3 separate regions of the Homo sapiens genome follow, and regions 2 and 3 are each linked to region 1. The links are chromatin contacts, found by Hi-C or POLR2A ChIA-PET in ENCODE. All regions are on one chromosome and are shown on one strand. Each heading gives the region's core, a stretch centred on a gene start or an enhancer-like site at or near the end of the contact. The rest is flanking DNA. Distances are from core to core; before and after follow the strand shown.

Region 1 (4,323 bases), core at 1,459-3,958:
TCCTGAGCAGCTGGGACTATAGGTGTGCACCACTGCGCCTGGCTAATTTATTTTATTTTTATAGAGATAAGGTCTCACTATGTTGCCCAGGCTGGTCTTGAACCCCTGGCCTCAGACGATCCTCCTGCTGAGTCACTGCACTTGGACCTCAATAAATATTTTTGACTAAATTAATAATTGAATGAAAGGGACTGATTACTGTAGACCACTTGAGCTTAAGAATCTGTCACATGGCCAGGCGCAGTGGCTCCTGCCTGTAATCCCAGGACTTTGGGAGGCTGAGGCGGGTGGATCACTTGAGATCAGGAGTTTGAGACCAGCCTGGCCAACACGGTGAAACCCCGTCTCTACTAAAAATACAAAAATTAGCCAGGCGTGGTGGCGCGTGCCTGTAACGCCAGCTACTCGGGAGACTGAAACAGGAGAATCACTTGAACTCGGGAGGCGGAGGTTGCAGTGAGCCGAGATCATGCCACTGCACTCCAGCCTGGGCGACAGAGACTCTGTCTCAAGAAAAAAAAAAAAATTAGAAGATGATGAAATCAATTTAGCAAATCACCGTCAACATTTTAATTAAAATGAAACAGAACAGGAAATATCAGAGTGCGTTAAAGTATCATTTCACGGTACTTTAGTTACAGTATCATTTGTTTTAGTTATAGATATGTTTGTGTGGACTGAGCCCCTAGGTAAAATGTATTTCCTGCTGTATGCTGTGGTCAAAAATGTTTGAAAACCACCCATCTAGTGATCAAGAGCATGGACTTTGGCACTAGACTACTAGGGTTCCGATCCCTCACAAGCTGTTTGACACTGGGCAAATTCACTCATTCTTTCTGGGCCTCAGCTTCCTGATCTGAAAAATGGGGAAAGGCCGGGCATGGTGGCTCATGCCTGTAATCCTAGCACTTTGAGAGTCCAAGGCGGGCGGATCACTTGAGGTCAGGAGTTCCAGGCCAGCCTGGCCAACATGGTGAAACCCCGTCTCTACTAAAAATACAAAAATTAGCTGAGCGTGGTGGCGGGCGCCTGTAGTCCCAGCTACTTGAGAGGCTGAGGCAGGAGAATCACTTGAACCCGGGAGACAGAGGTTGCAGTGAGCGAGCCAGATCGCACCACTGCACTCCAGTCTGGGTGACAGAGAGAGACTCTGTCTCAAAAAAAAAAAAAGAAAAAACAAAACAAATAAAAACGGGGATAATGCCTAGCATCTTTCTAAAGATGCGATTGTAAGATTTAATGAGTTTGCATATTTAAAAAATGCTTAGATCACTTTCAGGCACATAGCAATTTAATCAGTGCTCACTAATATGATTTCTTGTTGAATGAATGAGTGGGGCTGAAGCCTAATCTCCTGCCTTTTCTCAGTACAAGTTGTTTTCTCCTATTCTTCCAGCCCCTTGTCTCGAATAACTATATGTTTACCTCTTTATTCTGTTTGCTGTCAATGTTCCCTCACTAGAATAAAAGTTCTATGAGGATCTGTCTGTTTCTGTCCTACTCGTAGCTGAATCTACCAGCTTGAGAGGAGGGCTGGTGAGTTTGGCAAACATTTTCTGTAAAGGACCGTATAGTAAATATCTTAGGCTTCGCGTGGGACATGCCGTCTTTGCGCAACTACTCCACTCCGCCCCTGTAGTGTCAAAGCAGCCTTCCAAGCTGTTCAAGGAAATGGGCGTGGCTATGTTCCAATAAAGCTTTATTTACAAACCCAAGCAGGCAGAATTTGACCCGCAGGCCGCAGTTTGCCAATCTTTAAACTAGTTCAAAATACTGGGCCCAATACAATAAAAGAGAGTCTCCTATCAGGTTCACACCCCACAAAAGCTCCTTTTGATAGTTTCTTTTTTTTTCTTTCTTTCTTTTTTTTTTTTTTGAGACGGAGTCTCGCTCTGTCGCCCAGGCTGGAGTGCAGTGGTGCGATCTCGGCTCACTGCAAGCTCCGCCTCCCAGGTTCGCACCATTCTCCTGCCTCAGCCTCCCAAGTAGCTGGGACTACAGGCGCCTGCCACCACGCCCGGCTAATTTTTTGTATTTTTAGTAGAGACGGGGTTTCACCGTGTTAGTCAGGATGGTCTCGATCTCCTGACTCCGTGATCCACCCGCCTTAGCCTCCCAAAGTGCTGGGATTACAGGCGTGAGCCACCGCGCCCGGCCGATAGTTTCTTTTAACCATGTAAAAAATATATATATATTTAAATTTTCAGCTGGGGGTCCGTGAAAAACAGGCGGCGAGCGAGAGTTTGCTGACCCCTGATCAGACTGTTCCCACATGTCCCACACTCCTCCTGTGGGGTAAACGGAGTCCCTTGGGTCCCCTAAAACTGGACTTTCCCAAAACGCGCCACCAACCCACGGCGCCGCGCGCGCGACCGGTTCGCCAACCCTCTGAGCCGCGCGCGCCTCCCGCCAAGACCCGCCCCTCTTCGCGGCCATTGGCCGAGTCTCGCACTCTTTTTCAAGGGGGAACGCCTCCTCCTTCCGACAGACTCTGCAGACAGCCAATGGAACGCCGTAGGGTCTCGCGCCCCGCCCTCTTGGGGGCCCGTTGGAGGCGAGCGTGGGCGGGCCGTTAGGAAGGTGGGGCGCGGAGCCTGGTAACCGTTGCCGGTAACAACGCCCCGCCCCGTCGGGCGGGCGGGCTGCGCGAGGCTGGCTGGCGGCGGGAGCCGGAGGAGGAGCGGCCGCCGCCGCCACCGCCGCCGCCATAGAGACTGTAGCCGTGGAGACTGTTACTTACCAACGGGGACCAACACGCAGCAGCCGCTGCCGCCGCCGCGGGAGCCGCTGCCCGAACTCCCGGCCCGAACTCCAGGTGACCGATGCGACCGCCCCGGGCCCAGCCCGGCCGGGGAGTGTGGGGGGCGGCGGGGACCCCGTTCGGGGGCCGGGGGGCGGGCAGCACGTCCCCGCCGCTCACCCCAAACGTCCGGGTGGTGCGCCCGCGGGACCCGCCTCCGCCACCCCGTCCGCGCGCGCGGCGGAGTTTGGGGGGACCCTGGCGACGTCCCCACTTTCCTTATTGACTGAACGCGGGGGAGGTGCGGTGCCGTCGCCTCACTTTTTACAAAACTTCCTGAGGTTGGGGCGTCCGGGGACCCCTTTCTCACGCTTACCTTCAAACTCGCTGAGTTGGGGGCGCCCCGGGAACGTCTCTCAAACTCCTCAAACTCCCTGAATTGGGGGCGCTTGGGGACCCTCTTCTCACCTTAACCCCCTAGATCTCTGAGTTGGGGGCACCCAAGGACCCCTCTTTTACTCATACCCTCGAATTTTCTGAATTGGGGGCGCCAGGGGACCCTCTTCTCACGTTTACTCCCCAGATCTCTGAGTTGGGGGCACCCAGGGACCCTTCTTTTACTCAAACCCTCGAATTCTCTGAATTGGGGGCGCTTGGGGACCCTCTCCTCACTTTTACTCCCCAGATCTCTGAGATGGGGACACCCGGGGACCCCTCTTTTACTCATACCCTCAAACTCCCTGAATTGGGGCCACCTGGGGCCCTCTTCTTACTTTACTCCCCAAACCTCCGAAATTGGGGTGACCCCAGAGCCCTTCTGTCACTCTTAGTCGCAAACTTCTTGCATCGGGGGGACCTCGAAGACTCCCTTCTCATTTTTACCCCAAATTCCTAGATCTGACTTGTCCCGGGGACCCCCTTTTTAATGGACTCCCAGACATACTGAATTTGGGGGCACCCCTGGAACCTTTTTCTCATTCCTTAACTAAAAGCTGGTGCGTCTGCCCTGGGGAGAACCCCTCTTGCCCTTCTCACCTTTTCATCCCAAACTCCCCGAGCGAGCTTCCCCGGGAACTGTTTCTCACCTTTTTGCCCCAAATCCTCGCGTTCAGGTCGCCTCGGACACCCCCTCCCCTTCTCCCTGTGACCCCATATTCCTGAGTATAGGGGTTCGTGCGTCCGCCAGTCTTTCCACGTGCCCCCAAGATGCCCCTCCGCACGTCCGCAGCTCTCCTCTTAGGACTGATCTGGAAGGGAGAAAAGTTTCACCAACGCGAGTGAAACTTTTTTTTTTTTTCAATTTATTTATTTTGTTAAAGAACCTAAACTGCTCCAGGCATTTTCTCCGAGGTAGTGCGAGTGCGTGTGTGTGTTTGTGGATTTAAACTCCACCCCCTGCCCCCACCGCCCACCAGCGCGCTCGCGGGCGCACACACACACTCACACACACACACTCACTCACACCCCAAATGCTCATTTCTTTCTTTTTCCTCCCTCCGAGAAGCCTCCGCGCTCCCTCGCCACCAGCCTCCGGCTCCGTTCCTTTTGGTTTTCCTCGCTGCACCGCTGGGAAAGTTGGATTT
Region 2 (4,444 bases), core at 955-3,454, 1.4 Mb before region 1:
GGTTTTCAACCTTTTAGGGGCTGGGAACAGACCCCTTTGTGAACCTTAAAGACTACGGGCCCTCTTTTTTGAGACAGAGTCACTCTGTCGCCTAGGCTGGAGTGCGGTGGCGCGATCTCGGCTCACTGCAACCTCCGCCTCCTGGGTTCAAGCAATTCTCTGCCTCAGCCTCCCGAGTAGCTGGGACTACAGGCACGCCCAAGCATGCCTGGCTAATTTTGTATTTTTAGTAGAAACGGGGTTTCACCACGTTGCCCAGGCTGGTCTTGAACTCCTGTGCTCAAGTGATTCACCCACTTCGGCCTCCCAAAGTGCTGGGATTATAGGCGTGGGCCACCGTGCCCAGCCACTACAGGCCCTCTTTGCAGAACATCTCATTTTAGGGTGCCTCCAAGCCCCCCAGGGCCCATAAGGAGTGCTGAGGAAGGCTGGGGGCATCCCAGTGGAGGGGTCAGCTAGGCAGAGGTCAGAGGACGGCTGGGGTTGGGGTGGAGCAAATCAGAGGGTGGGGGGAGACACACACACACACACACACACACACACACTCCAATGCCCACCATCAGGAGAATAGCAACTGGCCAGTTTTATGTTGTGTGCATTTGACCACAATGAAGAAAAAATAGACCAGGCGCGGTGGCTCACGCCTGTAATCCCAGCACTTTGGGAGGCCGAGACAGGCAGATCACCTGAGATTAGGAGTTCAAGACCAGCCTGGTCAACATGGTGAAACCCCATCTCTACAAAAATGCAAAAATTAGCCGGGCATGATGGTGGGTGCCTGTAATCCCAGCTACTCGGGAGGCTGAGGCAGGATAATTACTTGAACCTGGGAGGCGGCGGTTGCAGTGAGTCAAGATAGCGTGCCACTGCACTCCAGCCTGGGTGACAGAGCAAGACTCCATGTCAAAAAAATAAATAAAAATGTAATAAATTAATTACATCCTTTTTTTCTTTTTTTTTTGAGACGAAGTCTCACTGTTGTCCCCCAGGCTGGAGTGCAATCGTGCAGTCTCGGCTCACTGCAACCTCCGCCTCCGGGTTCAACCGCTTCTCTTGCCTCAGCCCCCAGAGTAGCTGGAATTACAGGTGTTTGCCACCACGCCCGGCTGATTTTTGTGTTTTTAGTAGAGATGGGGTTTCAACATGTTGGCCAGGCTGGTCTCAAACTCCGGACCTCAGGTGATCTGCCTGCCTCGGCCTCCCAAAGTGCTGGGATTACAGGCGTGAGCCACTGCGTCCAGCCCTTTTTTCTTTTTTTTTTAAATTTCATTTCTTTTTTCTATCCCCCAAATTTCCTTTTTTTTTTTTAAGCTCTTATAGACAGGGTCTCACCATGTTGCCTAGGCTGGAGTGCAGTGGCACGATCATAGCTCACTGCAACTTTGAACCCCTAGGCTCAAGCAATCCTCCTGCCTTGGCCTCCTGTGTAGCTGGGATTACAGGTGCACGCCACCATACCTGGCTAATTTTTTTTTTTTTTTTTTTTTTTTTGAGACGGAGTCTCGCTCTATTGCCTAGGCTGAGTGCAGTGGCGCAATCTCGGCTCACCGCAAGCTCCGCCTCCTGGGTTCACGCCATTCTCCTGCTTCAGCCTCCCGAGTAGCTGGGACTACAGGCGCCCGCCACCACGCCCGGCTAATTTCTGTATTTTTAGTTGAGACGGGGTTTCACCTTGTTAGCCAGGATGGTCTCGATCTCCTGACCTCGTAATCTGCCCACCTTGGCTTCCCAAAGTGCTGGGATTACACGCGTGAGCCACTGCGCCCGGCCAACCTGGCTAATTTTTTAATTTTTCTGTGAAGGGGTTTCACTATGTTGCCCAGGCTGGTCTTGAACTCCTGGGCTCAAGCTATCCTCCTGCCTCAGCCCCCGCCTCCCCAAAATGCTGGGATTACAGGGATGAGCCACTGTGCCCGGCCCTCCTTTTACTTTTTTAATATGGCTACTAAAAATGAAAAATTCCACACGTGGCCTGCATCATCTTCCTGGTGGACAGTGCTGCCTGAGAGTTCCCTTTTTGCGCTTCCTAGTGAGCTAGTGATCGACTTTACACCTAGTCCCCTTGTGATGGGAAACCCTCTGTTGAAACAGCAGGGTCCTCGCCTCACTGGACCGGGACTCAGACCAGGTGGAAATGATGATTTCATACTCATGGCCAAGCTGCCTCTCACCCCAGATGGAGGAAGTGAAAGTTCCAGCCTTTGCGGTTATTGTGGATTAAAAGCAAAAAGATTTTCGTGGAGGCGCCACCAAAGCCTGAAGTGTACCCGGTGGGCAGGACCCTCCACAGGCACCTCCACGCCCCACTCCTGCCCTGTGCCCGTAATCCCAGCACTTTGGGAGGCTGAGGCGGGCAGATCACTTGAGGTCAGGAGTTCGAGACCAGCCTCGCCAACATGGCGAAACCCCATGTCTACTAAAAAAATACAAAAATTAGCTGGGCGTGGTGGTGCACACCTGTAATCCCAGCTACTCAGGAGGCTGAGGCAGGAGAAGTGCTTGAACCCGGGAGGCAGAGGTTGCAGTGAGCTGAGAACCTGCCACTGGTCTCCAGCCTGGGCGACAGAGCAAGACTCTGTCTCAAAAAAACAAACAAACCAAAAAAACAGAAACAAAAACAAAAACAAAACCCCCAACAACTCCTGGGGACTGGACCTGAAGGGGTCTTCAGAGCGTTAAGCAGGACACGGAGGGCAGGTGAGCGAGCTGAGGGGCAGGAGCCATGGGGAGCCCCCAACAGAACCTGCTACTCCTGCAGCAACGTTTGGGCAGAAGAAAATCCTCAAATAAAACCTCCAAGAACGTGCACGCCAGTCACCGCTCATCTCGGACACGTTTATTGCTAGAATCAGGTCTTAAGTTCTAAAGCGGGTCAGAAATATCCCGCAGTGAGGAAATGTTGTAATCATTGTAAAAATAATTAGCAGGTGACTAAGATCATGACCACAACTGACAAAGACGTGTGCAGATCCCACGAAAATAGGAACATTTGCTCGACTGTCAACTTTACAAATAAAATCGGGCTCCAACCCAGGAGTGGCCGAGGGGCACTGGCGAGGGAAGGGCTGTCGGCGCTGCCGCCCGATGCCTAGCACGACTGAGACCCCTCTGCCACATGGCGGGGACGCGGGGTTCCCACCGCGTGGCCGAGCAGAAATTCCTTGAACTTCTCCCCCATCCAAGGAATTGTGGCATCTCGGAGGGCTGGACCGGCACACGCCGGCTCAGGAGGGTGCCAGGGTCTGGGAATGTTCTCTTCACAACAGAACAGGAATGTACAGTCAGCTTCTGTAAAGTGCTCCGATACTCAGTACAAAAATACAAAACACTGATGATAAACATGGCACACATGGGATCTGACGGGGGGCGGACAGCGTCGCTGATGGCCAGGGACCGGGCTGGGCAGAGTTGAGGTCGTCGGAGGGGCCAGGAGCCTGGGGACACCTGGCCACTGTGTTCTCAGGACCTTGTCACCAATGGGCTGTATGGCTGTGGGGCTCTGGTTCCCGGTTGGCACCAGCTCCTGCCCCGCCCCCTCCTGAGCCCACAGCACCCAGTGGGCGCCTCTGCCCAGGGGAGCACTTCCTGATGGAGTTTCCCCTCCCTTGTGCCCATCTGTCCCCGAGTGGCGGGAATGTCCCTGTTCACTGTATTCAGCGTCACAGGAGTGCCTCTGCCAGCACAGTGGGAGAAGGGCTGAATCCCCCCGGGATCTGCAGTTCCCAGGACCCTGGGTTCGGGAGAAGGACTTGGCCCTGGCAGGGGCTCACATGTACCCCACTGGGAACAAGGACGATCAGCCAGGACCCAGTCCTACCACCAATGCTTGGGGTGCAGAACAAGGCTTGACATGGGCCCTTTCTCCACCGGAGCTGGATCGTGGATGGATCTCACCACCCTGGGATGTCCCAGCACCTTTGATGCTGCCCAACACCTCCTTCCTCCACCCCTCCAGGGAACGGACCGTAAGCTGCAACAGCTCACTACAAGCGAGGGGCCCGCACAGCGGCCACTTGTCCACTTGCTGCAACGTCTCTAGGTGCATCCTCTGCATGCCCTGGGACATGGCGCTCTCGACAGTCTGTGATGTGCCAGCCCCCACCTGGAAGGTGGGACGCCAGCCCTGGGAGCTCATTTCCCGGGGGCTGAGGACCCTGTGCCCAGGGTGTGTACCCGCCCTGGCTGAAGCTAGAGGCCCGCTCCCCCAGACAGGCTGAGCGTGTGAACAGCAACGGTTGCCCTTGGGAAGCAGAGTTTGGGAAACAGCTGGTTTCAAAACCAATGCCAAGTAAAAAGGGGCAAAGGTCAGCCCCTTTCACGATGGGCTTCCAAACCCACAGAACCTGACTGGAGGGCCACTGATGTTCCCTCAGTGGGCCCTGCCCCGTGGCCCTCTCTGCCCATGCCCCCGTGCCTGGCTCATTCCCTGACCCTGAGGTTCATG
Region 3 (4,092 bases), core at 925-3,424, 1.8 Mb before region 1:
GCTGTGCAGGGCAGGAGTGGCAGCTCCTCTGGAAGTGACATGAGCAGGTCGAGGACCACAGCGGACTCTAGTGATGGATGGAGGAGAGGGGTAAGGGGACACCCCTGCCTGCTGCCAGGGACCCTTGATCCCTCTGCTCCTGCCCCCTCCCTCACCCTTCTCACCAGCTGCTGAGAGCTCGGGGCTGCGGCCACTTCGGGAGACAGAGGACAAGTACTTGTAGATCTTCTCAAAGTCCACAGCAAAGTCTTCTTCAGTGGAGGGACCAGCCGACGACTCAGAAGGTTTCTCAGGGGCAGGGTCAGGAGTCCTGGGTGCGGAGCTAGGTGCAGCAGGGGCAGAGCTAGGTATTTCAGGGGCGGGGTCTTCCTGTCCTCCAGGGGCGCTCAGGAGCAAAGGCTTTCCACGGGCCTGCGTGGGCTTGGGGGGCTTGGAGTGCAGGAGGGTGACCGGTTCCGTGGCCGCGATGGTGAGCACCTGGCAGGCAGAACAATCAGGGAGGAAGAGGAGCTGGGAAGTCTTCTCACCGTCTACACATTCCCCCATCCTCCCTGCCACCCTAAGATGCTCCTCAGACAAGAGATGGCCTCAGAGCCAGGGACACTGAGGCTCGAGGTGTCCAGTGACTGACGGAGTCCACAGAGCTGGCAAAAGGGCCCAGGACCCAGGTTCACATGATTTGGCCCATGTGACCCTGTCCTCTGGGACACCCTGACCTGCCTGGGGGAATGGCGGTACCTGCGAGAAAGCCACTGCCAGGGCTTCTTCCAGTGGCCCTGTTATCTTCTCAGCCAGATCCGTCCAGACCTGAGTGAAGCCAGAGGTACAGGGTCAGCCCAGGGATCAGCCTGCAATGGCCCCCCAAGCCCTGCTCCTCCTGGGGATCCCCTAATCAGGTTATCCCCCGCAACTCCCACCTACCCACCAGGGACCTGCCCTGGACAGCCTCACCCTGTTCATCTGCCTCACCTCTATGGGGGCTGGGGGCTGTGCCTCCCGGCGCCTTGGTCCCTGAAGGCCACCCGGATGCACTTTCTGAATGGCCTCCCGGGCTACGCGGCCCTTGAGCTGCTGGAGGAAGACCCGGATCTAGAAAGGAAAGAGGCGGCGGAATGAGGCTTCTATGAGCTCAGGGCTGCAGCAGAGAAGCCAAAGCCCAATCCCTTGTATGCTCTGGGCCCCGCTACTGCGCCTTAGTCTCCTGCTGGCCCGGTGTTAGGAGTCCCAGTGACTGCCAAGGCCCCTACCCCACCCAGAGCGTGACCAGCTACCTAAGGAAGTTGTAAGGCCCAGGCCAGTTCCGGCTCCTTCACGCAGCCAGGGCCCAACCCTATGCTGACTACTACCCCGTTCAACTCCCTTCTTCGTCCCCTCTTCTCTATTCCCTCTCACTTCAAGCTCGTATCCTGTCCAACAGCATGCGTTGCTTTTCGCCCGGACTCGGCAGCATCTTACTCCCAGTTCATTCCGCCCGTTTAGCCCTCGCCTCACCCACGCATTACCCCGAGGCTCGCCCCGCCTTTAAAGCTTGCCCTCATCCCGCCCACGCCCCTCCCACGCCTTACTCCCAAAACGGCCCCGCCCTTAAGTCTTGCTATTAACCCGCCCACGCCCCGCCCCCAGGCTCGTCCTGCCCCTCAAACTCACCCACCCACTCTCCAAACCTCAGCGGCACGCACGCCCCGCCCCCGGCATCGCCCCGCCCCTCCGCTTCACTTATGCCCCGCCCACGTCTAGCTCCCAAGCTCGCCCCGCCCCTAGGTCTTCTCTTCCCGTCCACGCCCCGCCCCTCACCCCGCCCAGGCTCACCCACTAACGCCCCGCCACTCAGCCCCACGCCACGCCCCCGCTCGCTTACATTCCTGGCCCCGCCCCGCTGGCTCCTGCCGCAGCCCCGCCCACTCTCCGCCCCACCCCAGCCCCGCCTCCAGCCTGGCTCCGGTCCCGAGAACCGCATCTCACCTCAGCCTCGCTCCGGCCCCGCAGCTCCCGGGCCAGCTCGGTGGCGTCCGGCTCCGGCTGGCCCTGCCGCGCCTGCAGGAGTCGCACTAGCTGCCGCTTCTCGCGAGCGCTCCAGGTCGCGGGACCGGTCACCTCGCCCAGATAGCGCGCCGGGGCCGCTCGCCGCCTGGGAGGTGGCTTCATGCCGCTCAGAAAGAGGCAGGCGCTGTAAGGTCGCTTCTCCGATGGGCGGAGCTACGGGGGCCGCCGAGGTCAGAAAGAACCGCGCGGAGGCGGACGCGCGTGGGGGCGTGGCTTCGCGTTTGGAGGCCCGGGGAACCGCCCCAATGGAAGTGAAGGGGAGATCGGCACCGGAACTGGGGCGGGGCGAAGGAGACCCTCAGCCTGCACTTTATCTCATTCATGAAGTGGAGACGACACCTTGGATCCCATGCCCTCCCTCTGTTGCTGGACTAACTCATGAAGCTACTACTGTGTGCTTTGCTTCTCGCAGAGGGGTGGGTTCTGGCCGAAAGGTCAAGTCCGAAGATCCAGTCGGTCAAGAGCCTGGGCTCTGGGGTCAGACAGGCCTGGGGACTTTGGGCAAGTGATTTAGCCTTGCCGAGCCTCAGTTTCCTCCTCTGTAGACTGGGGCTGATAGTCCCACTCTTGTCTGTGTAAGGTAGAGTGGAGCTCGGGCAGGAGGGATTTAAGGAGCTCTAGACTAGACTGACAATCTAAGAGGAGGGCGAAGTCCAGACCAGGAGGGAACTGGAGCAGAGGCAGAAGGTCGAAGCGGAGCTAGGGCAGGGTCCGGGCGGGGGTAATGGAGAGCGGAGAAGGCCTGGCTTGAGAAAGATCGCAGGAGGCAGATGGGCAGGTGTCCGGGTAAGGAGAGGAGGGAGGGGGAAGGTTTATTTTAAACTTACGCTTGTGGGGTTGGGTGCCGCTTTTTTTTTTTTTTTAGACAGATTTTTGCTCTTGTTGCCCAGGCTGCAGTGCAATGGCGCGATCTCGGCTCACTGCAACCTCTGCCTCCTGGGTTCAAGCGATTCTCCTGCCTCAGCCTCCCCAGCAGCTGGGATTATAAGCACGCGCCACTACGCCCTGCTAATTCTTTTTTTGTTACTTTTTTTAGTAGGGACGGGGTTTCACCATGTCGGCCACGCTGGTCTGGAACTCCTGACCTCAAGTGATCCACCCACCTCGGCCTCCCAATGTGCTGGGATTACAGGCGGGAGCCACCGCGCCCGGCCGGGTGTCGCTTTCTGTTTGAGACAAAACGCCCTACAGTCTCCCATGGCCTGGGAGTGCACACGGGTATATGGGCATATGGGCCCCGTCCCCAGGCTCCACCCCTGTAAGTCACGATTTCTCAGGAATACCCCCCAAGTCCTGCTCCCAGCTTTCTCCCCAAGCCTCCCCACCTATCCCCCACCCCGCACGTTGCGCGCTCACTGACTGCACCAGAACTTAGCCGGTCAGTCCAGAGGTTTATTTTGAGCACAGGTGGGAGGGACAGGGGGAGGAGAGAAGCGCAGGGGTCGTGGCCTCATCAGGTCCGAGGTCCAGGGAGGCGGGTCCGGTCCTGTTGGTCCTGGTCCCGAATTGGTAGCTGGGTGTATCTCCGGACCATGTTGGGGGCGCACCATCCCTGGGAGGGGTGGCTGAGGCTCAGCGAGGGAGGGGACGCTACGCGGGCCACCTCCCTTCCCAGCAGACCACTAGCCTCTTCCATCGGTCTGCATGCCGGGGTGAGAGTGGGAGCCGGGTCCGAATGCTGAGTTCTCCTCGCCTAGTGCCTCTCCTCACCTAATGCCCCTGGCTCGACCCAAAGCCCGCGCCTGCCGCGGGTGACCCACTGCCTGAGTTCGAATCCAAGCTCCACCCAGTATTGTGACTTTTGACAAGTTACTTAATTCAGAGAATGCCTCATCATTCTCGTCTCTAAAATGGGGATTATAATAGTGTCCGCCTAGAGGTTAAGGGGATTAAGTTAGTTCATAGGCGTAAAACATTTACAACAGTGCCTGGAGGCTGGGCGCAGTGGCTCACGCCTGTAATCTCAGCACTTTGGGAGACCGAAGCGGTAGGATCACCTGAGGTCGGGTGTGCGAGACCAGCCTGACCAACATGGAGAAACCCCGTCTC

The links. Hi-C counts contacts between places; a loop is a spot of excess contacts on that map. ChIA-PET counts read pairs that join two places held with the same protein, here RNA polymerase II (POLR2A). Pooled maps may share reads with other maps.
Region 2: a loop to region 1 is called in a pooled map, with 7 times the contacts of the local background. The contact joins the enhancer-like site here to the promoter of RFX2 in region 1. A Hi-C loop is called at or near these places in 1 of 50 pooled maps. POLR2A ChIA-PET finds 5 or more read pairs at or near these places in 2 of 52 experiments (H1 and PC-3).
Region 3: a map of naive thymus-derived CD4-positive, alpha-beta T cell shows a loop between it and region 1 (34-fold over the local background). The contact joins the promoter of SNAPC2 here to the promoter of RFX2 in region 1. A Hi-C loop is called at or near these places in 2 of 168 maps with a recorded cell type or tissue (both naive thymus-derived CD4-positive, alpha-beta T cell) and 10 of 50 pooled maps. POLR2A ChIA-PET finds 5 or more read pairs at or near these places in 1 of 52 experiments (WTC11).

Annotation. Positions count from the first base shown.
Region 1 is chr19:6,108,885-6,113,207 of GRCh38, reverse strand. It overlaps RFX2 (regulatory factor X2), which reads left to right and starts at 2,708. Exons shown (of 18, transcript NM_000635.4): 1 at 2,708-2,815. RefSeq lists a silencer at 2,387-2,846 and an enhancer at 3,694-4,194.
Region 2 is chr19:7,470,856-7,475,299 of GRCh38, reverse strand. It overlaps ARHGEF18 (Rho/Rac guanine nucleotide exchange factor 18), which reads right to left. Exons shown (of 29, transcript NM_001367823.1): 29 at 2,822-4,444. Among named protein-coding and RNA genes, the nearest start is that of PEX11G, 16 kb to the left of the region's middle. RefSeq lists a silencer at 2,096-2,145. Within about 2 kb of position 2,204, at least 5 of the 41 ENCODE cell types and tissues checked have a DNase peak (open chromatin) inside an H3K27ac peak, as active enhancers do.
Region 3 is chr19:7,918,420-7,922,511 of GRCh38, reverse strand. It overlaps SNAPC2 (small nuclear RNA activating complex polypeptide 2), which reads right to left and starts at 2,174. Exons shown (of 5, transcript NM_003083.4): 1 at 1,963-2,174; 2 at 970-1,089; 3 at 739-807; 4 at 165-477; 5 at 1-67. The coding sequence starts at 2,145. TGFBR3L (transforming growth factor beta receptor 3 like) reads right to left here. Exons shown (of 7, transcript NM_001419781.1): 7 at 3,415-3,595. RefSeq lists enhancers at 344-946, 2,647-3,146, 3,822-4,092 and silencers at 1,615-1,814, 1,895-2,124.